Regions from separate parts of the Mus musculus genome. Here region 2 is linked to region 1. The links are chromatin loops, found by intact Hi-C in ENCODE. Cell type or tissue: left cerebral cortex. All regions are shown on one strand. Links, peaks and the distances in the headings refer to the core of each region. The heading gives the core; the rest is flanking DNA.

The links. Hi-C counts contacts between places; a loop is a spot of excess contacts. Peaks named below come from ENCODE experiments on the same cell type or tissue, not always from the same donor. Only the 100,000 strongest peaks of a DNase experiment are listed, where the experiment ranks them.
Region 2: it touches region 1 in a loop (2.2-fold over the local background); 5 of 42 quality-filtered maps call a loop at or near these places.

Annotation. Positions count from the first base shown.
Region 1 is chr6:147,806,731-147,815,055 of GRCm38, reverse strand. No RefSeq gene overlaps it. Among named protein-coding and RNA genes, the nearest start is that of Gm15762, 90 kb to the right of the region's middle. In left cerebral cortex, for the core only: a CTCF peak has its summit at 4,139 (motif pointing right); a DNase peak (open chromatin) is centred at 4,128.
Region 2 is chr6:147,472,608-147,480,932 of GRCm38, reverse strand. It overlaps Ccdc91 (coiled-coil domain containing 91), which reads right to left and starts at 5,062. Exons shown (of 13, transcript NM_025911.2): 1 at 4,874-5,062. It overlaps Gm6288 (a long non-coding RNA gene), which reads left to right and starts at 5,114. Exons shown (of 4, transcript XR_869623.3): 1 at 5,114-5,817. In left cerebral cortex, for the core only: a CTCF peak has its summit at 4,451; DNase peaks (open chromatin) are centred at 3,911, 4,637 and 5,003; H3K4me3 peaks cover 1,605 bases; H3K27ac peaks cover 1,356 bases.

The DNA.
Region 1 (8,325 bases), core at 60-8,059:
GAGGACATCAAAGGAATTCTTAATAATTGTGATAGGGATGCTGAAGTGTAACTCTCCACAGTTGATGGCTTCTGCCAGGGGTGCAAATGGTTAAAGATTCCGTTTTCTTCAGGGGGTGTTCTAGTAAGTATACAAATAGCACAAATTGGACTTGTCTGGGGGGGGGGGGAGCCTCAGAATGGTAGGGAGGCAGAAATGGAAAGACTTGGAAGTGAGTGTGATCAGGGTGTATGAGGTGAAATTCCCAAAGAGTCAATACAAATGTTTTTTGTGAAGAGAAAGAAAAGAAGCAAAAGAACGGAGGGAAAAACAAAACTCAATGACATGGAGATTTCTAGAAAAGTATATTGAAAAGGAACAGTGGTCATGTATAAAGACAGCCAGGAGACAACCCAGAGAGCAGCCCCTGAAAATCTGAATGAGAGGAGTGACCAAGGAGGCAGGCGAGGGACACTCCCACATTTAGCAGTAACTGGCCCAACCTTCTCTTTGTGAAGCTTTGTTGGGGACAGAATAAATCTATAGTGGAATCTGCTTGGGTGGGGACTCTGTGTTCTGTTTTTAAAACAAAAACAATTGCGAACTTATGAACCATTTATACTTCTTTCCCCCTCCATAAACTATTCAAGTTAGCAGGGAAAAATAAAGTTTCTAAATAAAGTCTTCCCCTAAGATTGCATTTTTCACTTGCCAAGCCAAGCAAACCAAATCTTTTGTTTCTCTAGCGATCTCACTTCCCAAGAAAAATACACCTGCAAACATCAGGGGCCAGGTTTTGCTCCACTGGTTGGCCATTTTTTTCTTTTACCCTTAAAGAAATGGGGAGGGCACTTCCACATTGTAGAATGGGTTGTGTTATGGGTTAGCCAAGAAGGTTAAGTAGGGCTAAATTAAAGCAAGCAAACCATTTTCTTTACTTTGGGGATGAAGTCATTGTCCCCTTGTTTGCTCCTGAAGATGTTCAGCTTAGAAGTGATGCTGTCAATATCTTCCTAGAGGGTATGGAGTGGCTCAGCAACTGCCAGTCATCATGGGTTTGCAATTGTAATAATAGCTATTGTCTGTGCAGTCCAATTATCTGTCTGGCATCCCACATCAGCCATCCTTCCATGGCTCCAGGAGAAGAAAACTCTTCACATTTTACTTGCAACTTAGAGACACTGATTCCCCAAGAGCAAAATCCAGGCACTTTATGTGAAGCTCTGGCATGCAGGCACTGTAAAATTCCAAACTACAGAAACTTTACCCAGTGTATTTTATTTTGGAACTTTGGGGTTTGGAAGAAAGGGCAGGAAGGAGGGAGGAAGCAAGAGGATGGAGAGTTGGGAGAGAGGAGAGAGGGAGGGAGGGAGGGTGGGAGAGAGAGGGGGGGAGGGAGGGAGGGAGAGAGAGAGAGAGAGAGAGAGAGAGAGAGAGAGAGAGAGAGAGAGAGAGACTAAGAACTAAGAGGGGTCATTCTTGAAATTATTCTGGTTTTTAGAAGTTCTTATCCTCCCAGATGTGGTTTGCTAGGGGCTAGTTTTTGTAGTTATTAAGGGAAAACAAAGGCAGCTAACAATGTTTGGATGTCTGCTCTCTTGTTAGGCACCAAGAAAGGTTTCTCATTTGCCTTCTCAGAGGACTCTAGAGAGTCCTCTGTTCTCCCCATGGGTTATGTGTAGAGACTGGGGCTTAATATCAAATACCTTGCTCCTGATGCAAAGCTAGTGGGTGGTAGAGCTGAAAACCAATCCCACATCTGTCTAACAAGTCTCAATACCCTTTTCTAGTGCCATTTGAAGGCATTTCTTTATGTGCAAGATACAGTACTACACAGATGTAGACAGCAATGGGAAGAGACATCCATTCACATAATTCAGATGTCTCACAAAGTGCCCATTATTCTTGGCAGTACAATTTTCCAGTCCCTTCCCACTCTCCTCCCAAGGGGTCCTTCACTAACAAGCATAACCACACCCAACAACAGCACTGGCCTCTCTCTTCCTCTCTCCTTCTGTCCAACTCCATCCAGTCTCAGCTCAGGCTCTTCTTCCATTTAGCCAGCTGGGAGTGCAGGCCGTCAGCAAATGTCTCTGCTTTCTTGCATCAATTCAGAAAGATGAGGGCACCGTCTTGTGCAAGTAAATGGCATGAGTATTGACCTAGCGGCTAGTCTGCATTCCATCCTTGTTTTCTTTAGTGATATTGGTACTTATCATAAACTGAGGCCTATCGCAAGATGCACAGAGGAAGGTACCCAGCTTTGGATACCTAAGAGGTCTACTTTACCTAAGTGCTTCAACAAGAGAGTAGAGAAGGAAAGATGCATAATAAAAGGAACAAAATACATAGTCTAGTCACCAATACACTACTTACGACAAGCTAACGATCTACTTCACCTGACCACAGGAAACCACTGCCGTTTCCTGCTCTCTGGGCTTGTGTGGGAGTCCAGAAGAGGTGAAGGCTGCCCATCACAATGAGTAACACAGTTGCAGACTCTAAAGGCTGACTGACCTCTCTGAGCAAAGCAGCGAAGGTCCTCAGCCCCTGTTTCCACTCCTCCATGTCATCTCTCACATGTGCTGGGATGGACGCTTGCACAACTGTCGCCACAGGAATCGTTACCTCAAGCACTAGGAAATGTCAAAGCCAGAAGATGGGCCTTTTATGCAAGCTACAGTTTCCTGGAGTCTTTTGGCCCTTGGAAATCAGAAGAAAAGTTACAGATGATTTTGAGCCACCACGTGGGTGCTGGAGAATCGTGATTGATATCAAACCTTGGATTTGTCAGAAAGGCCAAACCCATGCTACCCAGGTTCCTTTTCCTCACCACATGCATTTTCCACTGAATCTCCAAGGTGAAACATTTCCTATATTAGCTTGCTGCCGTCACCTTAAACTTGGACAGTCAGGCATTTTATCACCCAGTAAGACAAAACTTCTGTGGAGGAATGAAACAGAACTTTCCTCCGGAAAATACTGAAAAACTGAGTCGATAGGATGTTGGGGGAAACATGAGAATTCTTATACACATCTGCAGTTCTGAAAATAAAACCTCCCCCTCTTGGTAATGTGTTTGTGGAAATATTCAGCACATAACTGGTGTCAAAGGCTCAATAATCTAGGTGGGGTGGCTCATAGCATCCTGGTACCTAGGAGCCAGAGGCATGAGGATTGCTGCAGATTTGAGGCCAGCCTCAGCTACAAGGTTGTCAATAAAGCTGCAAAGCAAGAATTCCTCTAATAAAACAAACAAACAAACATAAGATATATGGTGTATAAGTAAATAAAAGCAGTCACAAAAATGAATGAATCAGTCATTGAAATGGGGAAAGAAGGTCCTGCCACACAGTAATTTTTCTAGAATGAAAACTACAGATAATGAAGATTAATTAGAGTTGAGTACATTCTGTGTGAGGTGTCTCTGTTCCACAGTAGCTTACAAGTTGATAAAGCATATGGGATCAACTGAGAAGAACCCAGAATTGTTGAGCAGCCTTAGCCATTTCCACAGAGGTTCCAAACATAGCTCTCTATATTGACAAAGACAGTTTCAACCATAAATCCCTAGTTTTCCAAGTACCACACTAGACCACAAACACGCCATTGGACACTGGGAAGGTGGATCTTTATTGTCAGCCTGAATGGATTTGGGATTACCTAGGAGGCACATGTTTTAGTGTGTGTAGGGTCTTTCCATGGGGGTTTCATTGAGGAGGAAGACCTGTTCTGAGTGTAGATGGCACCATCCCTGAGGTTGGAATCTTGCACTGAATAAAAATGAGAAAAATTAGAAAGCTGAATGAGCTGTAGCCTTCACCACTCTTTCCTAGATACCACGTGAGTAGCTAATTCATGCTCCAAAAGCCATGCCTTCCCTATCATGATGGGCTCTATCATTAAACCATGATCACAAAAAAAAAACCCTCTTCTTTTAAGTTGCTTCTTGTTGTGTATTTGGTCACAGCAGTAAGAAAGGTGAGCAGTGGTATATCATGTACTTTTCCCATTAACTAGCTAGGGGAAAGGCAGGACAAGGCTGGAATAGACCTGGCAATCCAGGAGATGCACGCTTAGCTCCAGATAAAAGCAGACAGAAACTCCATTCAACACCCCAGAGAGCAACTTTGCCTTTGCCTTGCCAGTAGGGGTAGCTGCTGAGCTGCTGGAACAGAGAGGTGCTTCCCATTCTGGTGGAAGATTCAAGACCTGCCACACTGCTTTCAGTTTGTCTCCAGGTAAAAGGCCACAGAAGGGCCCCCCTCCATTGCATTGCCACACCCAATCTGCTTCTCTCACACTCTCTTCCTTCTTACAGAACCTTCCTTCTTCCCCAATCCTCAAAGCCTAGAGCAGGTATGACTTTCCCTCACCAGCCAGCCCAGGACATGAACCTGGAACAAATCTTCCTCCAGCCAACATGTCATACCTTTCATCTAAGAACGTACATCTATCTATCTATCTATCTATCTATCTATCTATCTATCTATCTATCTATCTATCTATCTATCTATTTATCTATCATCTATCTACTATCAATCTGTCACCTACTTATCAACTATCTACCTATCATCTATCTATCAGTCCATCTATCACCTATTTATCTTCTACCTACCTATAATCTATCCATAATCTGTCTATTATCTATCTAGCATCTATCAATCATCACCTGTCAATCATACGTCTGTCTATCTACTATCTATCTATCTATCTATCTATCTATCTATCTATCCTAGTTTCACTGAGTTACAATTATTTTTTACTGGTAGATCTATTATATCTCACTTGTCTATCATCCAGATGTCTATTCCTCATCTGTCTGTCTATCTACATCATTCTCACTGAGCTATAATCTTTCTCTATGAAATATAAGGTTCTCGGGGATAAATTCACCTTTGGCTGTCAGAACCTGATACAAGTCCTGCTACATAGACACCTGGGTTAGGGAGATGAATACCAGCAGAGAGTCATATTTAAGGTTGCTCTGTGTGGTGCTGTGTCAGTTCAAAGATGATAGGATTTTTAGGTCTAATCCTCCATCCAGTGAGTAAGAAATTGCTCTGCGAGAAAATCTATTACTAAGGTGAACTGGCTGATTTCAGACTGAGATAGCTTCCAGATGAAGACAGTGTCTTCCTTGTTCACAGGATAAAAGAGGCAGGGAATTGAACAGTTAGTATCACTGGAAACATGTCTCAAGTGGACTGTCTGGTGCTTCTTTTGTCTGGGGCTAATGATAGTTGTCATCTTGAGTAAAGGACCCTATTCTGAGCCAGTGGGTACCTGAGCTAATTTTGCTGGCAGGCTAATCACAATGTGGATTAAGGGTTATCCCTGACTTCCTTTATTCTTTTATAACAAACTAAAGTCATCAAGAGGCAAAGAAAGGGGCAGGAAGGGAAAAGGAGAGGGAGAGGGAGAAAGGGAAGAGCAGGGAAAGGGAGGGAGAGAGGGGAAAGAGAAAGAGGAGAGAGGAGAGGAAGAATTCTGATAACAAGGGGAGTTTCAACAGCAGAACTTAGACGTTAGGTCTGCTTTATGCTAAGTGTGAAATGGCATGAGCTAGCTCCCCATGGACAATTCCCCAGAGACTTGTCTCTCACTAGAAAGACCTTTGTAAATGTTAATAGGTACTAGAAATGCTGGAAGTATATTTGCTCAGGGCCCAAGACATAAAATAATCATCAGTTTGTTTGTCTGATTCTAAGTGAGTTTAGTATTGATTTGCCTGATATGAATTCCAAAAGCCCACTATTTTGGGAAAGCCATCCAAACCCACTGTTTTTGATTCCTGGGAGTTTCCTTCAGGGGAAACTTCCTTTGCAATTCTGCACTGACTGGGGAGAAGAACGAACATACATAAAAGGAATGGCCAGACTTCCCTGTCTGCTCTTCTTCCTTGCTTCCAACCCCAAACCCTGGAGACTATTTTCCACTGCAGCTGGCTCTCCGGGGTGTGGCTCAAGTGCTGCCCTTGTTCAAACGGAAGAGTTCAAGTGAATGAAAGTTTGAAGTCAACTTAAAATCAAAACACAGACCTAGCATTTGTCAGATAGCTTATCTCAACTGTGTGGGATTTATGGGATTTACAAGCACTCTGACACGAGTGTGGCTTAGCGTATTTAGAATGAAAAGGACACTAGGAACGTCTTGCTCTACTTTGTAGTGGAGTGGAGGGCAGATCAGACAGGGCTGGGCAGTACTAAGAATAGATTCCTTCTTTCTAACGTTCATGATGGCTTGTCTTCTCTGCCACAATCATGAATTATTTCAATTTTTATATTTCTAATTAAATTTATTTACTTAGTGTGTATATGTTGACACACACGTGGAAGTCAGAGGATATTGTACAGGAGTCCCCTCCCTCCTTCTCCCATATGGATTCTGGAAACAAACTCAAGTCACCAAGCTTGGTGGAAAGGACCTTTTACCCTTTAAGCCACCTCGTGGGCCCAATTCGAAATCTGTGAGTATATAACACAGCATGCATATTGCAAACCTGACCATGATATCATTAAACACACAACAGTCAGCTATGGCTCAAGATTATTCTGTCTGCTGCTAGGCGACTTCCCAGAATAAAGTGGAGGCAAGGTCCTCATGCTTGTGGGGTCTGAGGTGCTGTTGTGAGCCAGTTCAGACAGGTACAACCAGTGCCTGCCAAACAGATCAGATCTTGGGCTACAATGTAGAGTCCTTGCCCCAGAGCTTCTCTGAAGGACCCAGATCCACCTGTTCACCTCAAAATTTATTCAGACTTTCTGGAAGTGGGAAAAGACACCAAACACACAGTTCTTACTGATGTCAGATGTCACTAGCTGAAGGGCAGATGGAGTCAGTTGTTGAAAGAATGAAGATTTGTTTGTTTTACTTCTAAGTCTGTTCGTCATTTTCTTGTTAGTGACTATTATGGGGTGAACTATTGTCCAGAACCAGGTACATTGGTATCCCCAGTACCTCAGAATAGGTCCTAATATAGACACAGAGTCTTTAAAGAGGTGCCTAAGTTAATGAGATTGTTGGGATGGGGCCCAATCCAATATGGTGGTGTTCTTAGAAAGGAAAAATGTCAACACTGACACACACAGGTTCAGAGGAAGATAACATTAAGAACCCAGTGCCAATCCCAACTTACAATTCCAGACACAACCAAAGATGAAGATGTGTGTGGATTGGTCAATTTCATGCTCTCACAAGGAATCAAACACGGTGACTCCCAGTCTGAGCATCGAGACAGAGTGCGCCTGTCATTTAAGCCATCCAGTATGGAGATGCTGCTGGTATCCCAGGAACCAAGTGTGAAATCCTAATGTATACATTTATTTTATGTCTTCATAAAATAAAAACACTTCTGCTTATGAGGAAGATACTTCTACATCCATGTTTTCCTCCCTTTGAGTTCTCCCAAATCAAGTATATGGGTGCAGTGAGGTTAAAGGTGGCAGGCAAGCAGGTCTCCGACAAGTCCTATCCTGAGAGAGATTAAGGCAATGTGGGCTCTGCTCACTTCCAGTAGCTCACACACTCCTCATTTCATAGCTCCAGGTAACTGTCTATAACTGATGGAGACACAGCCCCCATCTATAGACACAGATGTCTGCTTTCTTACTGTTTGTTAAGTAATAAATGTCAAACACTTTAGACAGGTAACTCTTGCAGTTATAAAAACACAGAGTATCAGAGACAGGAAAGAAGGAACATTTTATTCCATTTATCTCACTGTCTGCAAATGATAAGGAACAAGAGTCAATTTTTGCACTCTCCTTTTGTGTAACTGCCTTTGATGATCAGAGAGGAAGAGTCCTTGTCCCATGTATATAGAATCAAGTACACAATTGATAGAAGTTAGGGCAACTTTAATTGGTGCAACACAACTCATTGTCTCTTTCAGCTAATGTCAAACTTAGGAATGAGTGTGAGAAGTCAAAGAATGAAAACTCTGTCAACCTAGTGGGTTGAGAAAGCTTTTAGATGACAAAAAGTTTCAGTTGCACACTGATGGCCTTCACTTTTCTGTTGAATTGAGTAAGTTCAGAACTGATGAAAAAGGAAGCAGATTCCCACAGTACAAATCCCAAGTGGAAGGAGCCGTAGGAGAGGAGCAGGAAAGGTGAGGCATCTTGACAATGGAGTCTCTGTGGCAGGGTGGTTTACTGTCACACCAAAACAATGCACCTGTGGACATGGAGGCCCCCAGAAAGCTTCTAGGTACTGATGGTTTCTGGACACTATTTGACTTTTAAGCTTTCAAGTGACCATGTTTTAGTAATCATGGTCTATTCCCTGTGAGTCTCCAAATGTTATCAGACTGGCTTTGAATTTACACTGTGCATCAGGTTTTCC
Region 2 (8,325 bases), core at 313-8,312, 330 kb after region 1:
CATACAAAGGTAAGAACTGGAAGAGTAGCATGTTTACAAATTATTCTTAAAAGATCCAACACTTTTCTGAAAATCTAAACGACCAAGTTTATTCATAAAGCTGTGTATGCATGCTACAGGTCGTGTGTGTGTGTGTGTGTGTGTGTGTGTGTGTGTGTGTGTGTGTGAGAGAGAGAGAGAGAGAGAGAGAGAGAGAGAGACTTTTTCTCTGGCTCTGCACAAGTGACAAATGAAGACTAAGGCAGTTACAGTCTGCTCACATGAGCATTACTACCCTGCACCATCACTCAGGGATCCTTGGCAGAGGCTAGATGCATTAGCTCTACACCTCAATGGAAATGATTGTGTGTGGCTCGTAATCTAAACAGACTTCAGTGGCTGCACATGAGGACACAGAGCTTCCATGGTATATCAAGAACAAGATTATTATGCAAACAAACAGCAACAAGACCAAATTCCAAGGAAGAGAAATGAGCAAACACTCAGAGAGAACACATAATATATTTTTATATGTCCAGTTTCAAAAAAAAAAAAAAGCTGAGACAAACAATGATCAACAAAGAGTACAGTGTATACAGATAGACGGGAAGGGAAGCAATCAGCAAAAAGACACACCCTGGATTTACTAGAGAACACCATCAAAACTGGCAACTTGAACATTTTTATAGACCCACTCTCAAAGAACTCAAGGAAATTTCATTTTAATAAAGAGGGAAGACAGACTTCAAGTTATTTCCAGTGGAGTAATTTATAATAGTACCGACAATGATTTATAACTTAGTGACAGTGATTTATAATGAGAGAATAACAATGATTTATAACTGTACTGACAATGAAACGTGTGTAAAGAATGACATTGCAAACAAGGTACAAAATCGCCCTAGTAAATTAAATTACTCAAAATGCAAGACTTCAAAAAAAGGGATTAAAATATAAAGTATTTATAATTTTGCTTAATAATCTTCACAATGAAAAACAATATGGAGAGCACCAAAATGTAAGCAGCAGCCTTCTCAGAATAACAGTAGGGTAATTTTTTACCATAACTAACAATGATTTCTACAAAGAGACGAAGCAATACAACAACTGTTTATGATTGAATTGTAAAAGTTCTAAACAAACGAGGAGTCAAAGATAATTTCCTCAATCTGATCAAAATGATAAAAGAAAAAATAGACTACATGTTTTCTTTAAAGAAAATTACCAGTCACGAATGTCTTCTGAGACTTCTTATTCAGCATAACTAGAACTCTTAGCAGTGCAATGAGATAATAAAATGCAAACAGTTGGGAAATACAAAATTAAACAGCCTCTGTGGATGGATACGTGCATACGTAGACAATCACAAGGAGTCCATAAAGGTCACATGTACTAACAAGTGAGTTGAACAACACTGTAGGGTTCAAGAGCATGTAAACCTCAATAGTTATAACAGTAGCAATAATTAGAAATGTACATGTGTGTGGATATCATTTACAGTAGCAGCAAATGAACACACATACAAATGAAACAAAACAGAAATAAGATTTTTACGCTGAAAGTGAAAAACATTAAGAGAAACCTAAATCCTGCATAAACAGAATCACCTAGCAGATTAAAGACACCTAAGATGCCAGCCACCCCAAAGGGATGTATAACTTCAACGCACTCCTAACCAAACCCCTACAATAGAGAAAGCAGGCTGCCTCTAAGAGTTATACAGGAAGAAAAGAAGCTACAACATTTGAAACAATTTGAAAAGTAACCAAGCTAGAGAATGAAGCCTTCTGACTTTAAGACATTCTATAAAACTAGAGATGCACAGAATGATGAAACAGAAGAGAATGCCAGAAAGAGACAGAGCCACACGTACACAGTGAATTGCCTTCTCACAAAGTGCCAACAAGAATCCTGCTCAAGGACAGTAAGAAAGTTTCCCTCAGATGCAGCCAAATTCATGCATCTGTAAAGGAAAGGCTCAAAGAAAGCCACAGCCTACACCTTACATTATAAAGGAAGAGTAACTGACAGCATATCCTAAACACAATATCTAAAACTAGAAAAGGTCTAGAGAAAAACAGAAATTCTTTGCAACCTTGGACAGTGTACAAATTAATTTTTTAAAAAAAGGAAAAAGAACTGATCCAATGGATTTCATCAAAACTGAAATTTCACTCACACATTTCACGTGTCAGGAAAAGAAGCAAGTGGCAGACTCAAAGAAAACACTTGTGGACATACATACACATTATACACACACACACACACACACACACACACACACACACACACATGTATATGTAAAACTAAAGTTTGTGCCCAGATTGTATAGGATTTTTTTAATTAGACAATTAAAAACTCACAAAACACTTTGGAGGGATGCCTCTTGAAAGAACATACAAACAGCAACAACAGCACAGGAAAATGTCTTACAAGTTAGTTAACTAGAATCTCAAAATCATCTGTGAGATCCCGGCATGGAGGCACACAGCTGTAATCCCAGCCTCAGGAGGTGACAGCAGGATGATCAGGAGTTCAAGGCTAGCTTCAACTACGGAGCCAGTTGAAGGCAGAGTGGGCTATTTGAGAACCTCAAATTTAAAAAACGAAAACTCAATGACTCATGAGGAAACTCCTTCGGAAGTAGCTAAAGCAGGAGCTAAAATGCCTAACTGACACATGGCAACATGAACCATGCATCTCACTGGCAGGACTGCAGCACACAGCAGCCACCAGGGTAAACAGCAGAGCTAAAACGTTACCCATGCAGCTGCCACCTGGTCCAGCACCCTGCTTCTCAACACTGAACCAAAGAAAATGAGAACTTTTCTCTCTAAAGACTTAAATATGACTGTCCCCCCAAAATGCATTTTTACTAACAGCTTCATCCCAAAACACAAAACTCAGAAACTCCTAAATGTCCACCAACTAGTGAGTGAGTGACTACACTGTGGCCTACTCACAGACAGAAGTACCATGTCCCCTTTTTACGGAGACACCAAAAGGGCTAGAAAAGCATTCTGGGGGGAAAAAGTACGAACAAGGGACTGTGCTTCATCTTTCCACTTACATGACTCCAGAGAGGAAAAACCCAACAGAGGATGAATCTGTAGCCATCCTGGGGGATCCCAATGAGCAAACCGTGGTGATGTTATATGACCAGGCACACTTGTAAGAGTGAGTGCACACGAAGACATACTGAATTAGTTTACCCTGAACTAAACTCTAAGAAATGTCCTTCAAGAAAAGGTACATCAACTCTAGTTCAAATAAACTAAACCCAAGTTATTGGAAACTGAAGAAAGGAGACAACCAGAACCCGAACCCTAAACTGTACCAAGTTAACATGCACATTAATACAGAGTGGCCTTTCAAACGTTTACATCCTACAGGAAAGACAACACTTAATGGTAAGTTATACGGAAACAGTAGCCAGCAGGGCACTGTGATTGTGATCCTTAGAACTTAAACATTTTTCCTCCTTTTTCATTAATAGAAAGATCTCACCCACCTTAATTGATTCCCACTTGGCTTGTGTCATAGAGAGAGATTCCCTTCAAAGTTTCCTTTATTAATAAAAATCCTATATTCTTTACAAATCTGATAGTACCTGGGTGTTCAATAAAATGTCCCAATTGATGACAGGCTCTTTCTCTCTCACACACACACACACCCCAGAGAGAGAGAGAGAGAGAGAGAGAGAGAGAGAACAAACAATGGATGCTTCTCTAGGTGATTTCCTAAAGTTTTCTTTTTCTGTGAAGTATTATGATGATTAATATTTTTCTTAAAAACTCAAAAATCCTGGACTTTCTCATTTTGTTTTATGTTTTTTTCCAATTTGGAGTATGGTGTTGCTAGGCAACCAGTTCACAGTTCCCAGCCCACTGAAACATCTCTAGACATCCTAGGAGACACCAAACTTCCTCACCTCTCACCAGGCAATTCTTCACACATTAACACACCACATAGTGGCACCAAGGTGCAGCGGACCTAGCATCTTCCTGAGCCATTTATCCCAACAGGTGAGGTTCAAACAACCCCAAAAGCAACACAAGGTGTGGCTAAGATGACTACAAGTGCACTTCTCCTCGGTTTCTGTCGCCCAGGAAACTGTGAGTACTCTGCAGGCTTTTGTCTTAAATCCTGAGGTGACAGCTGACCCACCCTGTGACAAGATGGCAATCCCTCAACCACGCAGCATGCAAACATGTTCCATAGCCTTCCACAGAGCCGGGAAGTTTAAAACTAGGGGCGAAGACGTGTCAATGTCTGCACAGTGGAGGGATAAGTCGGAATTCGTGGGCGGCCTCTGAGGGACCTAAGCTGAGCCCAAAGCCTTCACTTCCCCAGAGCGGAGGGCCAAGATCACGGCGGCCTCACCATCCCAGAGCTGTCAGAGCAGCTGACAACTCTTGTGCAAAGCTCCCTCCTGCGGAGGCAGCCGCGCAGACGCGGCATCCTGGGGGGGCGGGGAAAGGTGTGTAACAGACAGAGGCCAAGCGCTCCGCACGATGCTCGCCTGGGGTGAGAACCCGAGACGCCACTGAGGGTGTGTCCAGCGATCAGCTCTCCAGAACTCCGAGTGCACAGTGCGCGCTTTCCCAAGGTCTGAGACCGGAAGGGGTGCGCCGCTCGGCACCGACGGGAACCGCATCAGGGTCAACACTTCCGTTCCGCCGGGGCAACTACAGCGCGGACAACAAGCGGACTTACTATGGCTCTCCACTCGGGACTACCCAAGTGCAGGGCCCCGCGGGCGAGGGCGGGAGCGAGGTGTCTCCCTGACCCAGGTCCCGTGAGTCGCCCGGCCGCGGCCTCGCGACTCGCAGTAACTTGGTCACGTTCCCACCCGCGGCCGAGACCCGGACCCAGACGGCGAGCACCCGATTACCTGCGCCCACCGCAGTGCTCCCCGCGCTGTTGCGCGTCACACCCGGCTCTCAGACACTGGCTCCGGGACACCGGCTACGCAACCACCCCCCTCCCGGTGACTGCTGGCCCAGGAACCCACGTTCGGGCAGCCCACACACCACCCGGCGTCCAGGACATCCTCACCGGAAGTTGATTTCTACCTAGGCCCGCCCAGGCCTGCGCGCGGCGCTCCAGGCATCCGCGGGCGCATCACATGACCCCCCAAGAGGAGGCCAGCTGAGCCTCATCTGAAGAGAGACCTGACCTGTGAAGTGGATTGACCTGATATACACTGGCCTGACCATCCTCAAAAACTACATCATGTCTTTATCTTTTGTCCTGAGCCAAAACAAACTATTCAACAGATATTCCTCCTAACAGAGATTCAGCTGGCTAGGCCACAAGAAGAACCTCCTAGTTGAGTGATTCTCAGGTAATTGACTCTGCTATAGATTGGCTTCGACTTAACGCTTTTCCTGACCTTTCTCAAGATCTACCTCCTAGTAAAGGTTCTCAATCTCTCTTAGTGACAGGCCCATAAAACCACCTACCAAATCTGAATTTTTCTTCTGTCCAGAACTCGAATCTACCACGAGAAGAGCCTTTGCCTCTTACAAACAACCAAAATGTGAGAACTGAATAAAGCACCCGGCACTATGACATGCTCAAGAAATGTTTGACGTGATGTCTGGACCTATCGGCTTAGCGGAACTCTCAAGTTCCTGAACGTGCCCAAGCTGAAAGCTTCTCTAAACCACTGGATTTTAAAGATCTTCAGCGCTAGGACTGTAGCACTTGTAATCAACTCTCTCATAGCAGTTCGTTCATATTCCACTAAAAACAGTTGTTTTTTAGCTGTTCCACATCCTTACAGCAAAGCTGTCAGTCAACATCTTTTCCTGAAGGGAATATGCCATACACTTGGTAGGTTTTTGTTTGAAGGGGAGAGTAATTGTGTAGACTGTCGTGACTGTTACATAGAAATGGTCAACAGGTAGCACACTTCTCAGATGGTTTAGACAACATTCACTTAATTTTTATTGAACGTATACCATTTACTTGGAACTAGTCAAGTGGTAACAATCTGGGAATGAACCAAATATATCCAAGATATTTTACTGCCTAGTGCCCTGATCGTTTGAATGTGAGTCTGTGGACAACTTCTAATCTTCACACAGAGAGCATTATTGGGAATTGCTTTTCTCTTCCTTCCACTGAACAAAATTGACTGAACTATCTTTAATCTCTGTACTGAGTGGGAAGTATCAACAGGATCTTGACATGCCTTCACTGAGCTGGGCAACTTGAAGTCCTTAGTGAACAACTAATACTGAGCAGGTCACCTCTTCTGACCTTTTCCATCCTGCCCATTCTTTGCACAAATAAGTTGTATTTCTCTTATAGAAATTTGATGCTTCCTTACACACATATACTTTTTTAATTTCCAGTTGAGCACCAAGTCAAGGACCACTTCTTTGTATACTCAGCAAGCTGTTTCCCATTTCTCCTTTACATCTAGTCTAGTAGTCAAGAAAGTGGAAATACATTCAATAAGCATTTCATAAACTGATAGTCAATATCTATGTGTCACCTTATCTTTTCTCTTTGTGCTTGAAATTTTAATGCCTTTGGGTTTCCATCGAAACATCTGACCCAACAAAATGACCGTTTATCCCTACTGCCACCACTCTAGTTTCAGATCACTGTGTATCGGTCATCAGAATCTCACCTCAGAAACCCCACAAAGTAATTGGTAATTTTATCTTTAAATGTTTAACATGCTTACATGTAAGCACCCATCACCACATCAACTTTATTCTTTCCAGCTGTCAAAGGAGATTCCATGCTCCTCAGCAGTTATTCCCTTCCTCCATCTCTTCACACATCACACCTGCCCTAGGCAACATTAATCCACTTCCTCAAGATATGTCTAATTACATACAAAGTGTGACCTTTTGTGCCTGATCTGACCCACTTAGCATAATGTTTTGTGAGTCCACTTACATGAAGTACTTCTGTGAACAGTCTTCTAGAAGCTTTGTGGATAGATATTGGACATAGACTATAATTCCTGAGTCACATGCTAGTTCTACCCTTTAGGAACTTTGGTCCTCTTCTACACCATGTTACACTCCCTTCTGCAAGAAGGGAGGTCTTTCATATCTTCTGTGTCTCACTTCTGGAGAACAAATCTTGATCTTGATTACTCATCGAAGTGCTTCTACAAGCCAGCTGACACTGCTCTAGACATTTGTTGTGCATATGACTACAAACCCATAGTACCTGAGACGAGAAGTATGGCTCCCACCCTCAAAAAGAGCAAATGTAGAGAAAGATCCAATCAAATCAGAAATGGGGCCTAGCCAAATTAGAGGCGCTGAGTGCTCCTCTCAACCTGGCTAACCAGGAAGTGTTGCTCATTAGAAAGAAAGCTCAAGACAAGCCCTAAGGAATCAATAGGATCAAATCCAGCTAAGAAAGAGGACTATGCTCCAAACAAAGAACAGACAGAGCAAAGAAGGAGAGAAAGAAAAGAAAAGGAAGGGAGGATGGAAGGAAGGATGTGAACTTAATGTTTTCACTTACCTGGAGTTGTAGGATAGATACAATTTGTAGGCAGATATAGTGAAAGCAAAGATGATAGTGGAGACAGGCTGTGACAGCTGTCAGTGTAAAACACAGCCTCCATTCAAGAAAAAAATAAGGGATACTTTATTGCTATCCAAATATAAGTAATTGTGGCCTGGGAACAGTAACTCAAACTACAGTAAAATGATGTGTTCCACCAAGGATGAGATGGTATAACCTTTTCATTGTCACAGGACAAAATAAAGTCAAATAAATCCACTTTCAAACATTGTTGAAGACGTGAGCTAGACAGGCTACATCTCAGCAGAGAAGTCTCTGCCTATATATTCCAGATGTTATGGCTTTCTTAGCTTTAGTGGATTCTGGTATTCTGCTAAGTAAATACATTCCAAAGATGTCACCTGATAGCAAAAGGGAATGTTAGATCACATATGAACATGGGCATAAATGGCTATTAAGGAAACTAAAGACAGTCCAAGTTAATTTTGTTTCTGGATCTACTGCATTCCACCACTTGGTAATCAAGGACATTTTAATCAGAAATTCTGCAAAACCCTCAATATAGATATTACACTGAGGGCAGGTGGTATAATGTGAAATCACACTGGAAAAATAGGACTGTCTATTTTTCAGAGGAGACAAGATAAGGAAGAGTTTTGCAAACTCCACAGAAAGACTAGAGTTCTATTCTGAAGGCAATAGAAAACTTCAGGATTTGTTCTTCAAGGTTGAGGGTATTACATCAGCAGAGGTGTGTGGGTAAAAGGTAACCAAGGTAGATAGGAAGTAGCTGTAATGAATTATGAATGAGGTGGTCATGAAGGGGACAAAGTTTCTTGGAAT